Regions from separate parts of the Homo sapiens genome. Here region 2 is linked to region 1. A link is an interaction called in ENCODE POLR2A ChIA-PET data of the cell type or tissue named here. Cell type or tissue: Panc1. All regions are shown on one strand. Each heading gives the region's core, and the rest is flanking DNA. Links, peaks and the distances in the headings are about the cores only.

Region 1 (10,938 bases), core at 1,690-9,689:
TTCTTGTTGATGTACCATGGGTTATTTTGTTTTATGGTTTCTGGGTTTTTTTTGAGACAGGGTTTTGCTCAGTCACCCAGGCTCAGGCTGAAGTACCGTGGGGCCATCATGGCTCATTGGAGCCTTGACCTTCTGTGCTCAAGAGATCCTTCCACCACCTCAGCCTCCCTAGTAACTGGGACTACAGGCACACATCACCACACCTGGCTACTTTTTGTATATTTTGTAGAGACTGGGTTTTACCATGTTGCTCAGGCTGGTCTTGAACTCCTGGACTCAAGTAATCCACCTGCCTAGGCTTCCCAAAGTGCTGGGATTACAGGCATGAGCCACCACATCCCTCCAATGAATTGTTAATCTAATCCCTTAATGTGTATTTTAAAATTGTTTGCCTTGAGAACTGAAACTAACTTTCTTGTCTCTGTGCTATATTCTGTGAACAAACATTTTCCTCTTCCTGTGCTAAACAATTCTCGGATTAGGCAAAAATAACTTAGCTATTTGTTCTATGAAATTTTTGCTGATGGAAGATGTCACTGTGAACCAACTAAAATAGTTAGTTTAGGACCAGACAAGGTGGCTCATGCATGTAATCCCAGCATTTTGGGAGGCCAAAGCAGGCAGATCACTTGAGCTAAGGAGTTTGAGACCAGCCTGGTCAACATGGCAAAACCCTGTCTCTACTAAAAATACAAAACTTAGCCAGGCATTGTGGCACAAGCCTGTAATCCCAGCTACTTGGAAGGTTGAGACAGGAGAATCGCTTGAACCGAGGAGAGTGGAGATTGCAGTGAGCTGAGTTCATGCCACTGCACTCCAGCCTGGGTGACAGAATGAGACTCCGTCTCAAATAAATAAATAAACAAATAAATAAATAAAATAGTTTATCAAAATTAACAACTTGGCCAGGTGTGGTGACTCACACCTATAATCCCAACACTTTGGGAGGCCAAGGTGGAGGGATCCCTTGAGTCCAGAGTTCAAGTCCAACCTGGGCAACATAGCAAGACCCTGTCTCTAAAATAATGATAATATGGCCAGTCTTAGTGGCTCGCACCTGTAATACCAGCACTTTGGAAGGCTAAGGTTGGGAGGATTGCTTGAACCCAGGGGTTTAAGATCAGCTTGGGCAATATAGCTTGTCTGTACAAATATATATATATATTTTAATTAGCTGGGCAGGGTGTCATGTGTTTATTTTTATTTATTTATTTTCTTGAGACAGCGTCTCACTCTGTCATCCAGGCTGGAGTGCAGTGGCGTGATCTCGGCTCACTACACCCTCCGCCTTCTGGGTTCAAGCGATTTTCCTGCCTTAGCTTCTGGAGTAGCTGGGATTACAGGTGCACGCCACCACGCCCGGCTAGTTTTTGTATTTTTAGTAGAGACGGGGTTTCACCATGTTGGCCAGGCTGGTCTCAAACTCCTGACTTCAGGTGATCTGCCCACCCAGGCCTCCCAAAGTGCTGGGATTACAGGCATGAGCCACCGTGCCAGGCAGTGTCACGTGTTGAGAGGCAAGAGGATCATATGAGCCTGGGAAGTGGAGGTTGCAGTGAGTTGAGATCCCACCACTGCACTCCAGCCTGGGTGACAGAGTGATACCTTGTCTCAAAAATAATAACAATAAGAATAATGATTGCATCTGCAAAGGCTGGCATGTGTGGCTGGAGTTTAGTGAGTGTGAGAAAAGGAAGTGATATGGTAGGAGACGTAACGGAATAGTAGGGAGAGATGCATAATTTAGAATACCAGTTGATAAATGACTTAATTGTGGCTAGAAATCAAAATACTGGGAAGGGCATATTATTAACCATTAAGTTACTTGATGAGTAGGGACTGTTTTTTTTTGTGTGGTTTTTTTTTTTGAGACAGAGTCTCACTCTGTTGCTCAGGCTGGAGGGCAGTGGCACAATCTTGGTTCACTGCAATCTCCATCTCACAGGTTCAGTTGATTCTCCTGCCTCAGCCTCTCAAGTAGCTGGGATTACAGGCACCCGCCACCATGCCCAACTAATTTTTGTATTTTTAATAGAGATGGAGTTTCACCATTTTGGCCAGTCTAGTCTCTTGACCAGCTTGAACTCCTGACCTCAGGTGATCCATCCCCCTCGGCCTCCCAAAGTGCTGGGATTACAGGTGTGAGCCACCGAGCCCAGCCTTTTTTTGGTTTTTTGAGACAGAGTTTGGCTCTTGTTGCCCAGGCAGGAGTGCAATGGCACAATCTCGGCTCACTGCAACCTCTGCCTCCTGGGTTCAAGCGATTCTCCTGCTTCAGCCTCCCTAGTAGCCAGTATCACAGGCCTGCGCCACCACGCCTGGCTAATTTTTGTATTTTTAGTAGAGACAGGGTTTCACCATGTTGGCCTGGCTGGTCTCGAACTTCTGACCTCAGGTAATCCACCTGCCTCGGCCTCCCAAAGTGCTGGGATTACAGGCTTGAGCCACTGTGCCCAGTCGAGTATGAACTTCATGTCAGGAGAGATAAAGAATCTTGACATTTGGCTGGTCGCAGTGGCTCACGCCTGTAATTGGGAGGCAGAGGCGGGTGGATCACTTGAGGTCAGGTGTTTGAGCCCAGCCTGGCCAACATGGTGAAATCCCATCTCTACTAAAAATACAAAAAGTAGCCAGGCATGGTGGCTCACGCCTGTAGTCCCAGCTACTTGGGAGGCTGAGGCAGGAGAATCGTGTGAACCCGAGAGGTGGAGGTTGCAGTGAGCCAAGATCGTGCCACTGCACTCCAGCCTAGGTAACAGAGCGAGATTCTGTCTCAAAAAAAACAAAACAGAACAAAACAAAAACTTGACATTTATCTAAGCCATGAAAAATCTGAGTGAACTATCCTTGTCCTAAACCTACATTATGCATCTCTGTCTACCAGATTCAGTGTCTCAATAATCGTTAGACAATTTTAGGTGAATAGTGTCCAATTTTTCTTTTTTTTCTTTTTTGAGACAGAGTTTCTCTCTTGTCGCCCAGGCTGCAGTGCAGTGGTGCGGTCTGGGCTCACTGCAACCTCTGCCTCCTGGGTTCAAGTGATTCTCCTGCCTCAGCCTCCCAAGTAGCTGGAATTACAGGCACTCACCACAATGCCCAGCTAATTTTTGTATTTTTTAGTAGAGATGGGGTTTCACCATGTTGGCAAGGCTGGTCTTGAACTCCTGATCTCAAGTGATGCACCCGCCTCTGCCTCCCAAAGTGGTGGGATTATAGGTGTGAGCCACTGCGCCTGGCCTAATAATGCTCAATGTTTCACCTTCTTTTTTGTCTTTATAGATTACATGCAGACTAGCTTCTTATGGAAATACGTTATTTCTTCTTAGTATAATCCAGGAATTTAGACTTCAACTTCATCCCAATTCTTGCACTTCATTAGTTTACAGTTTGTCTGTGACATCCATGCTTATGATTGGATTGTAGTGCTATTGGTTGTGCTTTGCTGAGAGACTTGATCCCTGCTGTTTTTTTTTTTTTTTTGAGACGGAGTCTCACTCTGTTGCCCAGGCTGGAGTGCAGTGGCGAGATCTGGGCTCACTGCAGCCTCCACCTCCCGGGGTCAATCGATTTTCCTACCTCAGCCTCCTGAGTAGCTGGGACTACAGGCGCCCTCCACCATGCCTGGCTAATTTTTGTATTTTTAGTAGAGACAGGGTTTCACCATACTGGACAGGCTGGTCTTGAAGTCCAGACTTCGTGATCCGCCTGCCTCAGCCTCCCAAAGTGCTGGGATTACAGGCATGAACCACTATGCCCAGCCTTTTTTTTTTGAAACAGAGTCTCACTCTGTCGCCATGCTGGAGTGCAGTGGCACAATCTCGGGGAGATTACAGTTGTGAGCCACTGTGCCTGGCCAGATCCCTGCTTTTTAAATACCTCTTTGGAGCAAGCCACACCCATATGTAAAAGGGTGTCTGTACCCCATTGATCCTGTGCACTTCATCTTCAGTATTCTTTTGCTCCAACTCCGGCTGGTGTGCCATCTTGGTTTAGCTGTTTTTCCTGCATTGATTCTTCTGCCTTTTCATCTTTCACGAGGATCAGTTACCCTGCCTTTCATGGACTGACACATTAGGGATGACCTTAAGGTAACTGATCTCTGTACTTTGGACTCTCCCCATGTAAACTGTGCCATGGCTGCATCGTTTCTGGCAAAACAAACTCCACCTCCTCCTTGAAGCTTGCTCAAGACTACTAGCTGGAAGCAAATTCTTCAAACTCTAAAAGCTCTTACTGACTGTGCTTTTACTAAAGCAGGATATATTTTATTTCCTCAACTAGATAATAAGCTGGTGAAAGTCAAAACCCATTTTATACTTCTCTACCCACCTCCTAGCCCCACACCACCCTTGCACCTTAAACAGAGAAGGTGCTGAATAAATACCTGCTGGGCCGGGCGCGGTGGCTCACGCCTGTAATCCCACCACTTTGGGAGGCCGAGGCGGGCGGATCACGAGATCAGGAGATCGAGACCATCCTGGATAACACGGTGAAACCTCGTCTCTACTGAAAATACGAAAAATTAGCCGGGCGTGGTGGCGGACGCCTGTAGTCCCAGCTACTCAGGAAGCTGAGGCAGGAGAATGGCGTGAACCCAGGAGGCGGAGCTTGCAGTGAGCCGAGATCGTGCCACTGCACTCCAGCCTGGGCGACAGAGTGAGACTCCTTCTCAAAAAAAAAAAAAAAAAAAAAAATACCAGCTGGATAAATAGGGTTAAGGATAGGAAGTGACTTTTTAGTATAAATTAATAGAGACTGTATCAGGAGGAAAGACATTCTCAGATATAACATTTTATGAAAGGATTTTGAACACTTTACCAAAACAATGCATATACCTGAAACACTCACACAAAAACTAGTATCTATTGTTTATAGTTTTGTGTTTATTTATTTATTTATTTTCATTTATTTTATTTTTTTTTGAGACAGAGTCTTGCTCCGTGGCCCAAGCTGGAGTGCAGTGGCGCGATCTCGGCTCACTGCAAGCTCTGCCTCCTGGGTTCAAGCGATTCTTCTGCCTCAGTCTCCCGAGTAGCTGGGACTACAGGCACGGGCCACCATGCCCAGCTAATTTTTGTATTTTTAGTAGAGATGGGGTTTCAGCATGTTTGCCAGGCTGGTCTCAAACTCCTGACCCCGTGATCTGCCCACCTCGGCCTCCCAAAGTGCTGGGATTATAGGTGTGAGCCACGGCACCTGGCCTGTTTATTTATTTTTTGAGACAGAGTGTTACTCTGTTGCCCAGACTGAAGTGCAGTGGTGTGATGTCAGCTCACTGCAACCTCCACCTCCTGGATTCAAGCAATTCTTGTGCCTCAGCCTCCTGAATAGCTGGGACCACAGGCCCGTGCTATCATGCCCGGCTAATTTTTGTATTTTTTGTAGAGATGGGGTTTCACCGTGTTGGCCAGGCTGGTCTCAAATTCCTGGCCTCAAGTTACGCACCTGCCTCAGCCTCCCAGTGTGCTGGGATTACAGGCATGAGCCACTGCACCTGGCCTATAGTTCTATTTATTAAAAGTCAGGTTTATTGGGGTATAATTTGTATTCAGTAAAATTTACCCTTGTAAGTAGTTCAGGTTCTTTTTTTTTTTGAGATGGAGTTTCGCCCTTGTTGCCACCACGCCCGGTAGAGATGAGGTTTCTCCATGTTGGTCAGGCTGGTCTTGAACTCCCCACCTCGCCCATCTCGGCCTCCCAAAGTGCTGGGATTACAGGCATGAGCTACCTCGCCTGGCTGTAAGTAGTTTAGTTTTACAAATTTTGAGAAATGTATATAGTTGTGTAGCCATCACCACAGTTGAGATGTTGATTATTACATCACCCCGCTGGCAGAGTGGTGCATGCCTGTAATCCCAGCTACTTGAGGGGCTGAGGGAGAAGGATCTCTTGAGTCCAGGAGTTTGAGGCTGCAGTGAGCTATGATTATGCCACTGCACTCTGGCCTGGGCAACAGAGCGAAACCCTGTCTCTGAATAAATAAATAAATAAGTAAATACAACAATTATGTCACCCCCCAAAATTCCTTTGTGCCCTTTGTAGTCAATCCTCTTCCTTTACCACCAGCCCACGGCAACCACTGATTTGTTTCCATAGCTTGCCTTTCCCTGAATGGTATACACATGGAATTATGAGGTAAGTGGCCTTTTGCATCTGGCTTCTTTCCCTTAGCATAATGCTTTCGAGACTCATCTATGTGGTTGCATGTATCTGTAGTTACTTTATTTTATTATTGAATGAGTCCGGAATACACAGCTGTGGCATAAAAATTATTTTGAGTAGAAGGCCATCTGAGTTCTTGAAATCTCTTATATCCCTGAAAGCAGAGCCTCCCAAAAGAATTCAGTTTTTGTAAATCCCTTCCCAGCAAAGCAACCAGGGACAATTGACTCTTATCACCACTAATGAGAAGTCACTTTCAACCAAGCAAGGTTTGAAGAAAAACAAAAGAAGAGAGAGAAGTCTGCACACCACATCTAAAAGGCATTGTTACAAAACTATCATATCTCCCATCTATTCTCCTAAAGCCCATTTGTCTTTCCAAAAAGTCATTTGTTTTCTCCTAAGTGCCCTTTTCCCTCTCTCCTTCCTCTATTAAGTTGGTATATAGGCCCAGATTCCAACTGCCCCGTGAATCACATTTTTTGATCAAATCTTTTATGTACATTTAATATATGATTAATTGTGTCTTTTCTGGGCTGGGAGCAGTGGCTCATGCCTGTAATCTCAGCACTTTGGGAGGCTGAGGCGGGCAGATAACCTGAGGTCAGGAGTTCAAGACCAGCTTGGCCAACATGGTGAAAGGCTCTCTACTAAAAATGCAAAAATTAGCTGGGTATGGTGCCGGGTGCCTGTAATCTCAGCTACTCCAGAGGCTGAGGCATGAGAATCACTTGAACCTAGGAGGAGGAGGTTGCAGTAGACTGAAATCGCGCCATTGTACTCCAGCCTTGGGGATAGAGAGACTCTGTCTCAAAAAAAAAAAAAAATTTGTCTTTTATGTTGCCAGTATGTCTTTTGTCAATTTGATTTGCATGCCGCCAATGATTAAACCTAAGAGGATAGGCCGGGAGCGGTGGCTCACGCCTGTAATCCCAGCACTTTGGGAGGCTGAGACAATGGGTGGATCGCCTGAGGTCTGGAGTTCGAGACCAGCCTGACCAACATCGAGAAACCCCGTCTCTACTAAAAATACAAAATTAGCCAGGTGTGGTGGCGTGTGCCTGTAATCCCAGCTACTCGGGAGGCTGAGGCAGGCAAATCGATTGAACCCGCAAGTGGAGATGCGGAGGTTGTGGTGAGCCAAGATCATGCCGTTGCATTTCAACCTGGGCAACAAGAGCAAAACTTCATCTCAAAAAACACAAAAAACACAAAAATTAGCTGGGCGTGGTGGTGTGCGCCTGTAGTCCCAGCTACTCAGGAGGCTGAGGCAGAAGAATCGCTTGAACATGGGAGGCAGAGGTTGTAGTGAACCAAGATCGCACCACTACACTCCAGCCTGGGTGACAGAGTGAGATTCTGTCTCAAAAAAAAAAAAAAAAAAAACAACCTAAGAGGATAGAGGAAAAGTTTTTCCTCCCCAACAATATCATTCTATTGAATGGGTAGATACAAATTTGCTTTTCATTCACAGTCTAGACTACTTTTAGGTTGTTTCTAGTTGTTAGACACCTCCCATTTGGGTCTTTAGGTACCACAGGTTTTCAGTTCTCTTGTGTAAATATCTAGGAATGTGATGACTGGATTATATGCTAAGTGTCTATAAGAAAATTCAAGTTTGCAAAAGTGTTGCATTTCCAAAGTTGTTAACAACAGTTTGCATTTCCATCAGCAATATTAGAGTCATAGGCTAGGCAGGCGGTTCACTCCTATAGTCCCAGCACTTTGGGAGGCCAAGGTGGGAGCATCACTTGAGCCCAGGAGTTCAAGACCAGCCTGAAAAATAGTGAGACTATGTCTCCACAAAAAAGAAATTTTAAAAAATTAGCTGGGTGTGGTAGGTCGTACATGTAGTCCCAGCTACTCGGGATGCTGAAGGGGGAGGATCGCTTGAGTCCAGGAGGCAGAGGTTTCAGTGAGCTGAGATCATGACACTGCACTCCAGCCTGGGTGATGCAGCAAGATCCTGTCTCAAGAGAGAAGAGGGAGAGAGAGGAAAAGAGAGAGAGAATTCCAGGTGCTCAGTATCTTTGTCGCATTGTTTTTTTTTTTTTTTTTTTTTGAGACGGCGTCTCGCTCTGTCGCCCAGACTGGAGTGCAGTGGTGCAATCTTGGCTCACTGCAACCTCCGTTTCCCAGGTTCACGCCATTCTCCTGCCTCAGACTCCCAAATGGCTGGGACTACAGGTGCCCACTAACACGCCTGGCTAATTTTTTGGTACTTTTTAGTAGAGACAGGGTTTCACCGTGTTAACCAGGAAGGTCTCGATCTCCTGACCTCGTGATCTGCCCGCCTCGCCCTCCCAAACTACTGGGATTACAGGTGGGAGCCACTGTGCCCGGCTGTAAAGTGCTGTGTTTCGATCTCAGCTTGCTACAACCTCCACCCCCTGGGCTCAAGTGATCTTCCCACCTCAGCCTCCCGAGTAGCTGAGATCACAGGTGCACACCACCACACCTAACTTTTTGTATTTTTGGTAGAGACAGGGTTTTGCCATGATGCCCAGGCTGGTTTTGAACTTCTGACCTCAAGTGATCTGCGCCCCTTGGCCTCCCAAAGTGCTGGAATTATAGGCATGAGAACCGCACCCAGCCCTTGTTGCATTTTATACTTAGCTTTTTAAACTTTTAGCCATTCTAGTAGGTTTAGTGATAATTTTTAGACAAACAAGGAAAATGTACAGGTTCATTAATCTAGGAAACATTTATGCATAAAGCCAGTGCCTGGCTTTAGCTTTGGGTTGATACACTTTGCCAGAAGTTTGATTTTATTTACTGTGTCAGGAATATCAGCATGTTGAGAACACACAACACAGTTTCTTGTCTCTAGACCCTCTCAGACAGATGAGAAAGACATGGGAAAGAAAACAGGCGCAAGAGTATACTTATGGCACTTTAGGAGTTCATGTGGGAAGGTTTTAACCTCTCCTTGGGAAGAAGGGAAAGGTTGCCAGAAGTTGTCTTCTGAGTCAAGTCCATATTCCTCTAAATTGATGATTAGCTTTGTAAATTAACATGTCAATGTTGGCTCTTGAGTGTTTTAAATGCCATGGAAGACAATAAGGGCTTCTGCTTCCCAAGCCAGAAGGTAATAAATCTTTTTTTTTTTTTTTCGAGACGTGGTCTTGCTGTGTCACCCAGCTGGAGTGCAGTGGTGTGATCCTGGCTCACTGCAGCCCCAATCTCCTGCACTCAAGCAATCCTCCTACCTCAGCCTCCCAAGTAGCTGGGACTACAGGCACACCTCACCACACCAGCTATTTTTAAAAAATTATTTTTACTAGAGATGAGGTCGCACTGTGTTGCCCAGGCTGGTCTCGAACTCTTGGGCTCAAGTGATCTTTCCACTTCGGGCTCCCTAAGTGCTGGGATTACAGGCGTGAACCACTGGGCCTGGCCCAGAAGGTAATTAATCTTAATATAAAAAGTAGGCTTCAGAGTTATGGAATTGCGGATCTGAAAAGTCCCCCTATCTCAAATATATACATCTCTAAAGCCATTGTACATAGTGGCCCATCAGGCCCCAAAGATTAAAAGATGTTTTCGGGAATAGGGCCAGGGTAGAGCAGAAAGAAGACTGGACAAAGTGTCTGAGAGACATGGAAAGAGCACCGGACTGGCTGGAAATTGAGTCATGGGTCCTACCTCCATCTGTGCCCTAACTACTTGTGCAAACCTGGACAAGCCAAAAGCTTGTAGGCCTGTCTCCTTTTACATATAAAACAAGAGCCTGCACCTCTAAGATCTCTTGCATTTGTGACATTTTGTGGCCTACATAACATTTGGAGGGAGAATTCTGGAAGGAAGGACAATGGTAAAGGCCAGAGAAGAGAGAGGCAGAGCAATGCAGTTGATAGGCTATGTAACTTGTATTTAAACCCATCAAATGGAACGATACCTAAGGTTGAAACATTTTTTTTTTTTTTTGAGATGGAGTTCTGTTCTTGTTGCCCAGGCTGGAGTGCACTGGCACGATCTCTGCTCACGCAACCTCCGCCTCCCAGGTTCAAGCCATTCTCCCGCCTCAGCCTCTTAAGTAGCTGGGATTACAGGCGTGTGCCACCATGCCCAGCTCATTTTGTATTTTTAGTAGAGACAGGGTTTCTCTATGTTGGTCAGGCTGGTCTAGAACTCTCGACTTCAGGTGATCTGCCTGCCTCAGCCTCCCAAAGTGCTGGGATTACAGGCGTGAGCCACCGCACCTGGCCAAAACAGATTGTTAATGATCACCAAGGAATATCCAACCAGAGGCTGATGCGTGAAATCAGGAATGTGCTAGGAATACAATATGCAGAAGAGCAGGCAGGGAGATTTTCACCAGGAGGGTAGAACCCCAAGACCAGGGATCCAGGAGCATTAATTTATTTAACAGTAGTTATTAGGGAGATTCAAGGAGGCAGGCTCATGCTTAACATGAGGGAAGACTGTGATGGGTACTGAACGTTGGGTACCGACATGGGTAAGGATGGTCCCCACTTTGAGAGATTGTGATACCAAGCTAGGATTTTGTAACCATTCATCTAACTAATATTTGTTGAGCAACTAACGAGTTATAGGTGCTGGGGATAAAAAAATGTCTCTGCCTTTCTGGAGCTTAAGTTCCTAAGTAGGGTAAATAAATAAAAATACCTAGCATGTTAGTAATAAATGTTAGAGACAGAAACAGCAGGGAAGGGCATTAGGATTGGACGAAAATGGGAGCAGAAACAGCAGGGAAGGGCATTAGGATTGGACGAAAATGGGAGCGGGTTCCAAATGTGATCTAGGCTCCAAAAG
Region 2 (10,938 bases), core at 1,303-9,302, 260 kb before region 1:
CAGGAGAATGGCGTGAACCCGGGAGGCGGAGCTTGCAGTGAGCCGAGATTGCGCCACTGCAGTCCGCAGTCCGGCCTGGGCGACAGAGCGAGACTCCGTCTCAAAAAAAAAAAAAAAAAAAAAAAAAAAAAGAATCGCTTGAACCTGGGAGGCGGAGGTTGCAGTGAACCGAGATCGCGCCATTGCAATATAGCCTGGGTGACAAAGCCAGACTCCTTCTCAAACAAACAAACAAGCAAACACTCCATTCTTGTATCAATGCTAACACCACCGTTTTGGGAACGTGGTTCCCATGGAGAGGCATGACGCTCAGTTGCACATGCACATGTTCCTCCTCTCATAATTATTCATCACTCCTCCTATACCTCATTGAATATGTATATTTGGCCACCCTGCTCACCATACATTCCTGTCTTATTCTTTCCACCGTTGAAGTGTCTGTTTCCGGGCCCTGGCTGGATGCTATGCCTCCCGGCTCATAAGAATGGCCACCCTACAGGATGCAAACTTGTAAGAGAAATAAAACTCTCCTTTCTGAATTATGAACTTCACCATTCTTCTGTTGACATTTGTTTCTATGTTGAGCAATGAAGTGATATCAAAAATTACTAATATAGTGTAAGGGAGAAAACACAATTTCTTTTTTTTTTCTTTTCTTTTTTTTTTTCTTCCATTTTTAGGTTCTTAGTTGAGACACTCTCCTAAAAACAAAAGTCAGATTAAAAAGAGGAAAACAAGCAGAAGTTCATTAGTGGATGCTGCGCCCACCATGCAAGACAGGCCTCAGTTTAAAAGTATTACTCAAGCTAGCTTGGGGCCTAGATTAAATACTATATTAACAAAGAGCCATAAATCCTACACAGTGACAAGACAAAGGAAAGAGTGGCTCCAGTCTTTTAAAAGGCAGGAAAATGTGGGAAGATCATAAAATCTGTTCCCCGAGTCCTCTGGTGCCCGCTGATGCCCTCTCTGGACCCATAAGCAAGTGCTGTCCCCAGTAAGGAAGGAAGAGTTTGCCACCAGGCAAATGGAGGCTGGGGCAGAGTGTTCCTCTGTGTTTTCAGTGTCTTTGACTTAACTCCTCAAAATTTTGGGGAGAAATATTTTAGGTTTTTTAAATGGCATTACAAAGTTCAAGCTATTTTGGCATTTAGTAGATACTCGCTACAAGTTGGGAGAATTACGTTTATTTCATTTTTTAAAAGTGTCTTAAGTGCCTATTATGTGACAGACACTGTGCTAGGTAGGGCAAGAAAGCATGGTGAACAAGACAGAGATTTCTACTTTCAGTAAGTTTTTATTCTGAGGAACTGTATTCGTTAGAGTTGGATAACGACCATAACAAAAACACATAAATACTCAATTCTCAGTGGCTTAGCACAATAAAAAATGCATTCTTCACCAAGTTCATCTTAGAATAGTGTGGATTGCTGAGAAGACAGGTATTCTGTTCCATGCAGTCCTTCAGGATCCCAGCCTCCTTCCATATTTTTTTATGTCCACAAAGTCTTCTCCATTAAGCCAGCAGATTAAGAAAGAGAAAGCCAGGAGATTGCACAGGTAGTTTTTATGGCCAAGCTTGAAAGTGGTATACACTACTTTACTCACATTCCATTGACCAGACTCAGTCACATGGCCACACCTAACTGCAAAGGGGATTGAGAAAGGTAGCACACAAGAAAAGAAAACATGATTTGGTGAACATGTAACAGCCTGTACTGCAGGAAACAGAATAAATAAGTGGATATAATCCAGTGTGGTAACTGCTGTAACATGGGGAGGTAGAGTGCCTGATAACATAGAAGAAGGATACCCAACCCAGATGGGGTTTAGGCAGGGAGAATATCTGTACGAACTGATGTCTAAGCTGGAGCAGAAAAAAAAAGTCCATTTCTCTTTAGAATAGTGTAACTTGTTCACTAATGAGATACCCCTTGCATGAACAATTTGTTTAAATCCAAAAACACTTTTTTACAAGGTAACCATTAGAAAACAATAAGCCCTTTTAATGGGTTGCTCTGGTTCCCTGCTTTAAGAAATAGCATAATGTGGCATACACTATTGACTGTCCAATAGCCGTTCCTTCCTTCTTCCTTGATAAGAAAATGCCAGTTTTCTTCAGCCATTAGTCAACAATGTGTTCTAGGAAAATGGGCTCTAGGAAATGGGCTATAATTGGTCTAAGCCAACCATGGTAATCCAATCCACCTTTCATTCATTCAACAAATATTTAATAAGCTCCTGCTATGTGCCAGTCTGTTCCAAGTGCTGATTGTCTTTACCAATTATAGGCATGGAGTGGGCATGTGGCCCAACTCCAGACACTGAGAGGTAAGGGAAGACTGCTAAGGAGCTTCTGGGAAAAGGCTTTTCCTCTGTGATAAAATAAAATGAGAGATGCCTGAAAATAAAGCCAGGACCTTTCCTGTGTTTGGATGATGTCATGTAGGATGTGATGCTTGGAACTGGAGCAATCATCTTGGGACCATGAGGAGAAAGAGAAGAGAATCCCAGAAAGGATGATTGAGAGCTCTGGCCTAGTCAGGCTGTTGAATTAACTGAACCTGGAATGACCTACAGAAAAACAAAAAACCTGATATGCCACTTTCAGTTGAGTATTCAGTCACTTGTAGCAAAAAGTATCTTAACAAGTATGCATGATTTTGAATTTTGTTTTCATTGTTTGTTGTGGATTAGAATGGGTGAATTTTCTTTTTTTTTTCTTTCTTTCCTTCTTTCTTTCTTTCTTTCTTTCTTTCTTTCTTTCTTTCTCTTTTCTTTCTTTCTCTCTTTCTTGCTCTGTCTTTCTTTCTTTCCTTTGTTTTCTTTTTTTGAGGTGGGGTCTCACTCAGTCACCCAGGTTAGAGTGTAGTGGCACGAGCTCGACTCACTGCAACATCTGCCCCCTGGGCTCAAGTGATCTTCCCACCTTAGCCTCCCAAGTAGCTGAGACCACAGGTGTGCACTGCCACACCCAGCTAAATTTTTTTTTTTTTTGCATTTTTGGTAGAGATGGGGTTTCTCCCTGTTTCCCAGGCTGGTCTCCAACCCCTGAGCTCTGGATATCCATCTGCCTCAGCCTCCCAAAGTGCTGGGATTATAGGCATGAGCCACCATACCCAGCCTTGGTGAATATTTCAATAAATGGATGAAGAATCTGACTTTTTCATTTTCTTCCTAGCTGTGTTGTTGATCCTACAGGAATTTCTGTCCTAGGCATCTTTGTGGACAACAATCATATTCCATTATCTTGTTGGCGGCCCCTTTGGCCACTGCAGATTCCCTGTTGGAAGCTGATGTGTTTGGAGCAAAGTCGCATTCTCTATTCTGGATGAGGTTATCTTTCTCTAGGTCCCCTACCTGTGGCCCCTCAGGGAGGACTTCCAAATGAGGCTGTTTGTTTGTTTGCTTTTAATGTAGAAGAGGCGTCTCCTCATTTGAAGAGTCAGCTTTCTTTCTGTGAACCTCGTCAGCCTCCCTCTCTCCTCTCTCTCTTTCCTCCTCTTTTGTTTTTTTGTTTTTTTTCCCCCACCATGCAATGAGTTGGGCTGTGAGCTATACTTTGTGGCTGGTGAGATTTTTGGAGGCCTCCCCGAACCTTGTGTCCCCTCTCGAACCTCATCTTGAGTTGTAATCCCCAGGTGTTGAGGGAGGAATTAGGTGGGAAGTGATTGGACCATGGAATTGGTTTCCCCCATGCTGTTCTCATGATAGTGAGTGAGTTCTCATGAATCTGATGGTTTGGTAAGGCAGTTTTCCCTGCTCTTGCTAGCTCTGTCTTATCTGCCGCAATGTAAAGAACGTCTTTGCTTCCCCTTTGCCTTCCGCCATGACTGTAAGTTTCCTGAGGCCTCCTTAGCCATGTGGAATTGTGAGTCAATTAAACCTCTTTTCCTTATAAATTACCCAGTCTCAGGTAGTACCTTTGTAGCAGTGTGAGAATGGACTAATACACTTGTTCAAAACAGAAACCTGGCAAACTTCATGCCCTAATTTAGAACTTTCTGCCTGAACTCAGTGGAAGCCCAGCTGAGGAATTAATTGGTATGTCAATAATACTTGAACTGAATATTGAAAATATTTTGGAATAAGCTTTAATTTTGGAATAAGTAGGTCAAATAGCTTTTTACTGGAATGATTTGGCCTAGATTCACAGATATTTTGGATGCCACTGCTTCTCACTATCTTGATGATGACAACAAAGGGGATATCTTTTCTATGCACTGTGAGACTTGGGTGCTAGTGCATGTTCGCTCTGCTTATAATCTAAAAGATCATCCTTTGGGACTTACATGTCTTTCCATTTCTTATGTTATTGGCTGTTTTGACTAGTAGCTATCATTTGAGGAAGAAGGATTGGATAGGTCAGGATATTGACAGAAAATAGATGGCAGAGGTAATTGAAGGCAGTTTAATGAAGGAACTCTACAAAGGTATGAAGAATATTAAGGGACACCAACAAGGGATAGTGAAGCATTGGGGCTAACAACAGTTACCACCTCTAGGCTTGGGTCAAAGGGAGGGTCAAGGGGAAGAAGATGTTACCAAAAGCTGGAGAGACCTGTAGCTGTGTAGAGGGCCCTCCTGATAGAGGCCATTGTCTTGAGAAGAAGAACGTAGTCACTGCTAAACTGCAAGTCTAGAAGCCCAGAGCTGCAGCAGATTTGAGGGAGTTGGAAATAAACCACTGCTTTGAAAACACTAAGACTGGAGGTTTTTTGTTAGTGCAGTTAAACCTAGTATTTCCTGAATAATGCAGAGACTCAGGCTCTTTCTGCATGGTTGTCCTCCAACCCTAAGGTGTTGCTGTCACCCATGCAGCTTCGACAGTAAGATGGCTCATTACTATGCTTGCATTCTAGGAAGTGGGAAGGAGAAACAAGAAAGCATACTTATTCCTTTTAGAGGCATGACCCTGAAGTGCACATATTACTTTCTTGGCCACACGTAATGTTCTAGTTATCTATTGCTGCATAACGAATTATCCCAAAGCTTAGCAGATTAAAACAACAAACATTTATGATATCAAATAATTTCAGGAGCAGCTTAGCTGAGTGGTAGTGGCTAAGGCGCTGCAGTTATCTGAAGGCTCAACAGGGTCTGGAGGATGTACTTCTAAGCTTACTTACTTGGTTGTTGGCAGAGCTCACCTCCTCACTGGCTGTTGTCAGGAGGCCTCTGTTCTTTGCCACATGAGCTTCTCAACATGTAGAGCTGCTCAACATGCTTCTCCCAGAGCAAGTAATCCCAGGGGGAAGAGAGAGAGAGAGAGAGAGAGAGAGAGAGATAGAGAGAAAGCTTAGTGTCCTTTAGAACCTAATCTCAGAAGTGACCTAGAAGTATTTCTGCTTAATTGTGTTAGTCAATTCTGTGGCACAATGTACCAATTCTGTGGCACAATGTGGGCAGGGACTATGCAGAGGTGTGAATACCAGGAGGCAGAGATTGTTGGAGGCATCTTGGGGGCTGGCTAAAAACCTGACTATAAAGTAAGTGAGAAAACGTAGACTTTAGACACGCAGCCATCTCCCAGATAAAACTACTGAAAGAAGGGAAAAAGAGCTAGGGGACAATCAGAATTCTCTCCCTTAACCTGCCCTTCTAGCTACATAAATACACATATGTAGTCTCCTTTTCATACATGAATACATGAAATGAAACTATTTCTCTAGATTACAGTTCCTGTGCCCCTGAGGATTCTTCCTCTTAGGGTCACTATCCCAGGACACTTGACTTCTTCACTCCCAGAGAATGCCAAGTTTCTATCTAAAGAGCTTTTTTTTTTTTTTTTTTTTTTTTTTTTTTTACAGGAGTGGGAAGAGAGAGCTTCTATCTGGAAGAAGAAAGAAAGAAGAAAGAAACGCCTTCTGCATTACTAATCTGGAATGCTAGGGCTGATTCATATGAACCATGAGTCAGTTTGTCATTGCATTTAGTAGTTGGATGAGTTATATAAGTTGAGATTCAAATAAACGTTTCTTATGTTTTTCTAAGTTTAGTTGGCAGACTCTTCTAAGAAGCCACATTGATATTTGTTTACAGGAGCACATTCCTCATGCAGCAGCACTCACTATCTGTAATGATACAATTGTCTTGGTGAAGGTAAAGGAGAGGGTCTCTAGGAACCTTTGCTCCTCTGTTTCTATAATTGTTTCTATAGAGCTCACCAGGCTCATAATGCCAGGTTTCATAAAACCAAAAATCTTATCTCCTGCCTTGCCAATATAAGCTGTGGCTGATGTCCCGGATCCTTGCCTGACTTGTGTCCACTTCACTACCTCTTAGCACGTCCATCATGGGAAAAGAATGTGAAATTTCAAATTATTTGTATTATTACCACAATTGTTATTAGTCACTCTGACATTGAGTTGAGACAAGGATACATTTGAACAGTTGATATGAGGTTTTTTTTTTTTTTTTTTTTTTTTTTTGAGACGGAGTCTCGCTCTGTGGCCCAGGCTGGAGTGCAGTGGCGCAATCTCGGCTCACTGCAAGCTCCGCCTTCCGGGTTCACGCCATTCTCCTGCCTTAGCCTCCCGAGTAGCTGGGACTACAGGCGCCCACCATCACGCCTGGCTATTTTTTTTTGTATTTTTAGTAGAGACGGGGTTTCACCGTGTTAGCCAGGATGGTCTCGATCTCCTGACCTCGTGATCCGCCCGCCTTGGCCTCCCAATATGAGGTTTTTAAAGGACCTTTCAGTGGACAATAGAAGATGTGGAACAAAGTTTACACATGAGGACCAGAGTTGAGAGAGAGTAGCAAAAAGTCTCCAAGAAGGTAACAGGCCAGGTGCAGTGGCTCACACCTGTAATCCCAGCACACTGGGAGATGAGGCAGAAAGATTACTTGAGCCCAGAAGTTCGTGACCAGCTTGGGCTGTCAAGAAAGAAAAAAAATAGCCACGTGTGGTGGCAGGTGCCTGTAATCCCAGCTACTCTGAAGGCTAAGGCAGGAGGATCCCTTGATCCAGGGAGATCAAGGCTGCAGTGAGCTATGATTGCACCACCATATTCTATGTAGCCTGGGTGACAAAGCAAGATTATGTCTCTATTTGTTTTTTAATTTTAAATTTTGAAATAGAGATGAGGTCTCACTATTGCCCAGGCTGGTCTCAAAGTCCTGGGCTCAAGCGATCTGCCCACCTCAGCCTCCCACAGTTCTGGGATTACAGGTGTGAACCACCATGCCCAGCTGAGACCTTTTCTCTTAAAAAAAAAAAAAAAAAGAGGGTAACTTATCTGCCATACATTTGTATATAGTTTTAAAAATTATGTAACCCCTTGAGGTCCATAAATTCTCCACTTGTCAGGGGTTATCTTTTCTTTTAGTATGTAAAAATAATTTTTCTCAAGTTCCCATTGGCTGAGAAAAATCTAGTGCTACTTCTGGTTACCTCTTACTATGAATCTCTGGTTCCCCTATATTCTTAATTACACTAGGGGCTGAGATTCCTCCCTCCATGCACTTCTCTCTTCCTTTATTTGCTCTCCCATTAGTAAGGGCTCTTTTTTATTACAAATGACAGATACACTGAGAAAGGGATTCACTAGTTCACAGAGCCAGGAAGGCTGGGGTAGCCCAGGGAAGAGTGGGAACCAAGGCCTCAGGACTTTCTCATTCCCATCTGCCTGGCTTCATTCCCTCCCTTTACAGAATGGCTTTCTCCATGAGTCCGAGTCAAAGGCTACCTGCAGCCCCAGCCCTCCATCTTCACAACTCTCCATGAAAGGTGACAATGTAGAACCATCTCTCCAGGTCCAATTGCAACAATTCTGGCAAAGGACTTTGGCCCAGCCTAGGCAACATAGTGAGATCCCATCTCAAGAAAAAAAAAAAATTAGCCAGGTATGGTGGTGCATGCCTGTAGCCCAAGCTACTAGAGAAGTTAAGGTAGGAGGATCCCTTGAACCTGGGAGGTCGAGAGCCCATACTTGGTTCAGTTCATGTATGCCAAGGGTTATGACGCTGTCATTGGCCAGCCTGGGTCTAACTGTCATGGGGGGAGAAATCTGGGGAACTGTGATTAACGGCTCTATCAGGACCACATGAAGTAGAAGTAGTTCCCCAAATGTGAAGGTGCTATTACCAGAAAAGAGGCAGACAGAAGCCAGCACTTTCACTGTCTACGGCCTCCTGCAAGCGCGGCTCAAGCAGATCCTTCCCCAATCCCTAAAGCATCACCAGTACAAGGCCATTTTGTGAGACAGAGCTGTTGGGAAGGTTGAAGACAGCAAAAAACAATTACAGCATAGTGACAGCAAGCCCAGCACTGTATAGATAGTCATTGAAAATAGAACATTTGATATTTTAAAGTTCCTAAGCCCAGTCCACCAGCCTCTCACTGGTGCCTTCTGGGTCAGCTGACATTGTGCCTGCCGTCCCTTACCAAATCGTTCTCCTCCACCTCTCCATTCTCCAAGTGCCCATGGATCCTAAACGTCATCCTACCTGAATCTCCGTGGGACAAATGGTATTTTATTGTGCACAGCCACTGAGTTCTTTTTTCCTCGTCTTCTAGACCTATATTTCACAGCCCCCAAAACTATTAAGATGTTTTCCTAGGCCGGGTGTGGTGGCTTATGCCTATAATCCCAGCACTTTGGGAGACTGAGGCGGGCAGGCCACCTGAGGTCAGGAGTTCCAGATCAGCCTGGCCAACATGGTAAACGCCTGTCTCTATTAAAAATACAAAAATTGGCTGGGTGTGGTGGCATGCGCCTATAATCCCAGCTACTGGGGAGGCTGAGGCAGGAGAATCGCATGAACTCGGGAGGCAAAGGTTGCAGTGAGCCGAGATTTGAGCCATTGCACTCCAGTCTGGGCAATAAGAGCAAAACTTCATCTCAAATAAAAAAAAAAAATATGTTTTCCTGAACAAGACAGCCAATTTTTTCCTTAGGAAGCATCCTTCCATCCTCTCAGAACAATGGTTCAATCTGCTGCTAGCTTCTGAATTAAGTTCTTCTCCCTGTTGCATGTGTATTTATGCATAGAAAACATGCCTTCCCCCAATATGATATAGCATAATATTAAGGTTAGTAAGACGTTACCTCTGTGTGGTGGGATCATGGGTAATTTTTTACAGTGTTTTAAACATTTATTAGTTTCATTAGGCAGGGGTTTCCCTCTCCCTAATTTTTGGAGCCCGATCATGTGTAATTTTTATGAGTTTTGTTGGTTTTATCATTTCTTTCTTTTCTTTTTTTGCTTATTTCTATTTCTACAATGAACAACTGAAAATGGTACAAGGCAAGAAAGGAGTGAAGAACAGAACCTGCTGCTTAAGTCCCTTTTATCAAGAAATGCAAAAGCCTTCCCCAAAGGCTTTTTGACCTCCCGCCTTTGACCTGATCCTTGTTGGATAGACTGTGTCATGTGACCACACAGCCTCAAGGGAGAATGGAAAAGAGAGGATTTAATGTTTCCAGCCCTTACAGTCTCATGAAAGAAGTGTGACAACAGAGAAGGGGCTTGGGTATGATGATGGGTCCAGCTAACCTACAGTGTCTGCAACTGCACACCTAGGATACAAGGTGGAGACAGAGGGCACTGTGCAGTTTTTCTGAGTCTAGGGTGGGCATTATTGTTTTGGTGTATGACCCTGGGTGTCCAAAAGAGACTCCTGACAATAAAACTTAGAGTTCTGCGTTCTTGTGAAGACTTATCTCAGGCATCAAAGTAAACCTTGCCCTGTCTGTTAGTACTTTGTAGCAGTAGCAATTATTATGACTATTTACAAAGTGCTTTTTAAAAATTTAGTAGAATGTTGCTATCCCTGTTTCACAGTTGAAAAAGCAAACTCAAGGAGATTAGTACTGGTAACATACTTGCATTTAAAAGGACACTGAACCCTCATTCCCTCCCATCACATGCCATTCAAGGACTCTAGACTATTGGGCAGAGGAAGTGATTCTTTTACCATAAATGGGGCTTCTGGGCCCAAGTTAAAGGCACACTCTCTGCCCAGCTGGTTTTGTCCTGGATTGTTCTTTTTTTTTTTTTTTTTTTTTTTAACAGGGTCTCAATCTGTCATCCAGGCTGGAGTGCAGCAGCATGATCTCAGCTCACTGCAGCCTCTGCCTCCCAGGCTCAAGCAATCCTCCCACCTCAGCCTCACATGTGGTTGGACTACAGGTGCATGCCACCAGTCTCCACTAATTTTTGTATTTTTAATGGAGACAGGGTTTCACCATGTTGTCCAGGCTGGCCTTGAACTCCTGGGCTCAAGTGATCTGCCTGCCTCAGCCTCCCAAAGTGCTAGGATTACAAGTGTGAGCCACCGTGCCTGGCTGTTGCTCTGGATTGTTCTTGAATCATCTCTCTAGTGTGTTGGAAAGACTTCTGACCTGGATCTTAGACCTGGTTTAGTATTCCTCTCATTGCCTGACATGGACCAATCACCATACTCAGTCTGCTTTGTCCACAATTTAGATCCCCACTACTTAGGTTGCAGGAGAGGATGCTAGATATGAGTCTGTTTTGCTCAGACCCTGGTGCACTGTGTATTTGTTGTCAGAAGAAAAGTTTTAAGATACAGGAAGAGGAAGCTTGCCCAGGGATGTTTAATAGGATCTTGTAAACATCTGTATTCTAAATAAATAATTGTTAGTGTTTCCACTTTTGGTTTCTTAATTTTAGAGAACCAGAAAGACTGTTCCTGAACTAGAGGTAAGAGTTCAGAAGTGTATACCTGTGTCATCCCAGGCTGGATTAGCAGGTGTAGTTATCAGCCTTTCCAATATCCATCTTTCCCTTCTTCCTTACGAACAGAACCCTAATTTTGCTCAAGGCAGCACTATGCTCATTTACAAGTGCCCCAATTCCCAGACTCCCTTGCAGCTAGGAGTGGCCATGTGACTCACTTTGGCCAATGTGATGTAGGTGGAAGTTGTTAGGTGGGGGCTTCCAGGAAATCTTTTTAGAGAGGAAAGTCTT

What was found. Peaks named below come from ENCODE experiments on the same cell type or tissue, not always from the same donor. Only the 100,000 strongest peaks of a DNase experiment are listed, where the experiment ranks them.
Region 2: POLR2A ChIA-PET joins it to region 1 with 12 read pairs; 3 of 35 experiments call an interaction of 5 or more read pairs at or near these places.

What each region holds. Positions count from the first base shown.
Region 1 is chr4:56,893,642-56,904,579 of GRCh38, forward strand. No RefSeq gene overlaps it. Among named protein-coding and RNA genes, the nearest start is that of REST, 8.8 kb to the right of the region's middle. In Panc1, for the core only: no CTCF peak of the experiment used is centred there; no DNase peak of the experiment used is centred there.
Region 2 is chr4:56,635,689-56,646,626 of GRCh38, forward strand. No RefSeq gene overlaps it. Among named protein-coding and RNA genes, the nearest start is that of HOPX, 40 kb to the right of the region's middle. RefSeq lists enhancers at 1-469, 5,063-6,262. In Panc1, for the core only: no CTCF peak of the experiment used is centred there; DNase peaks (open chromatin) are centred at 5,631 and 5,943.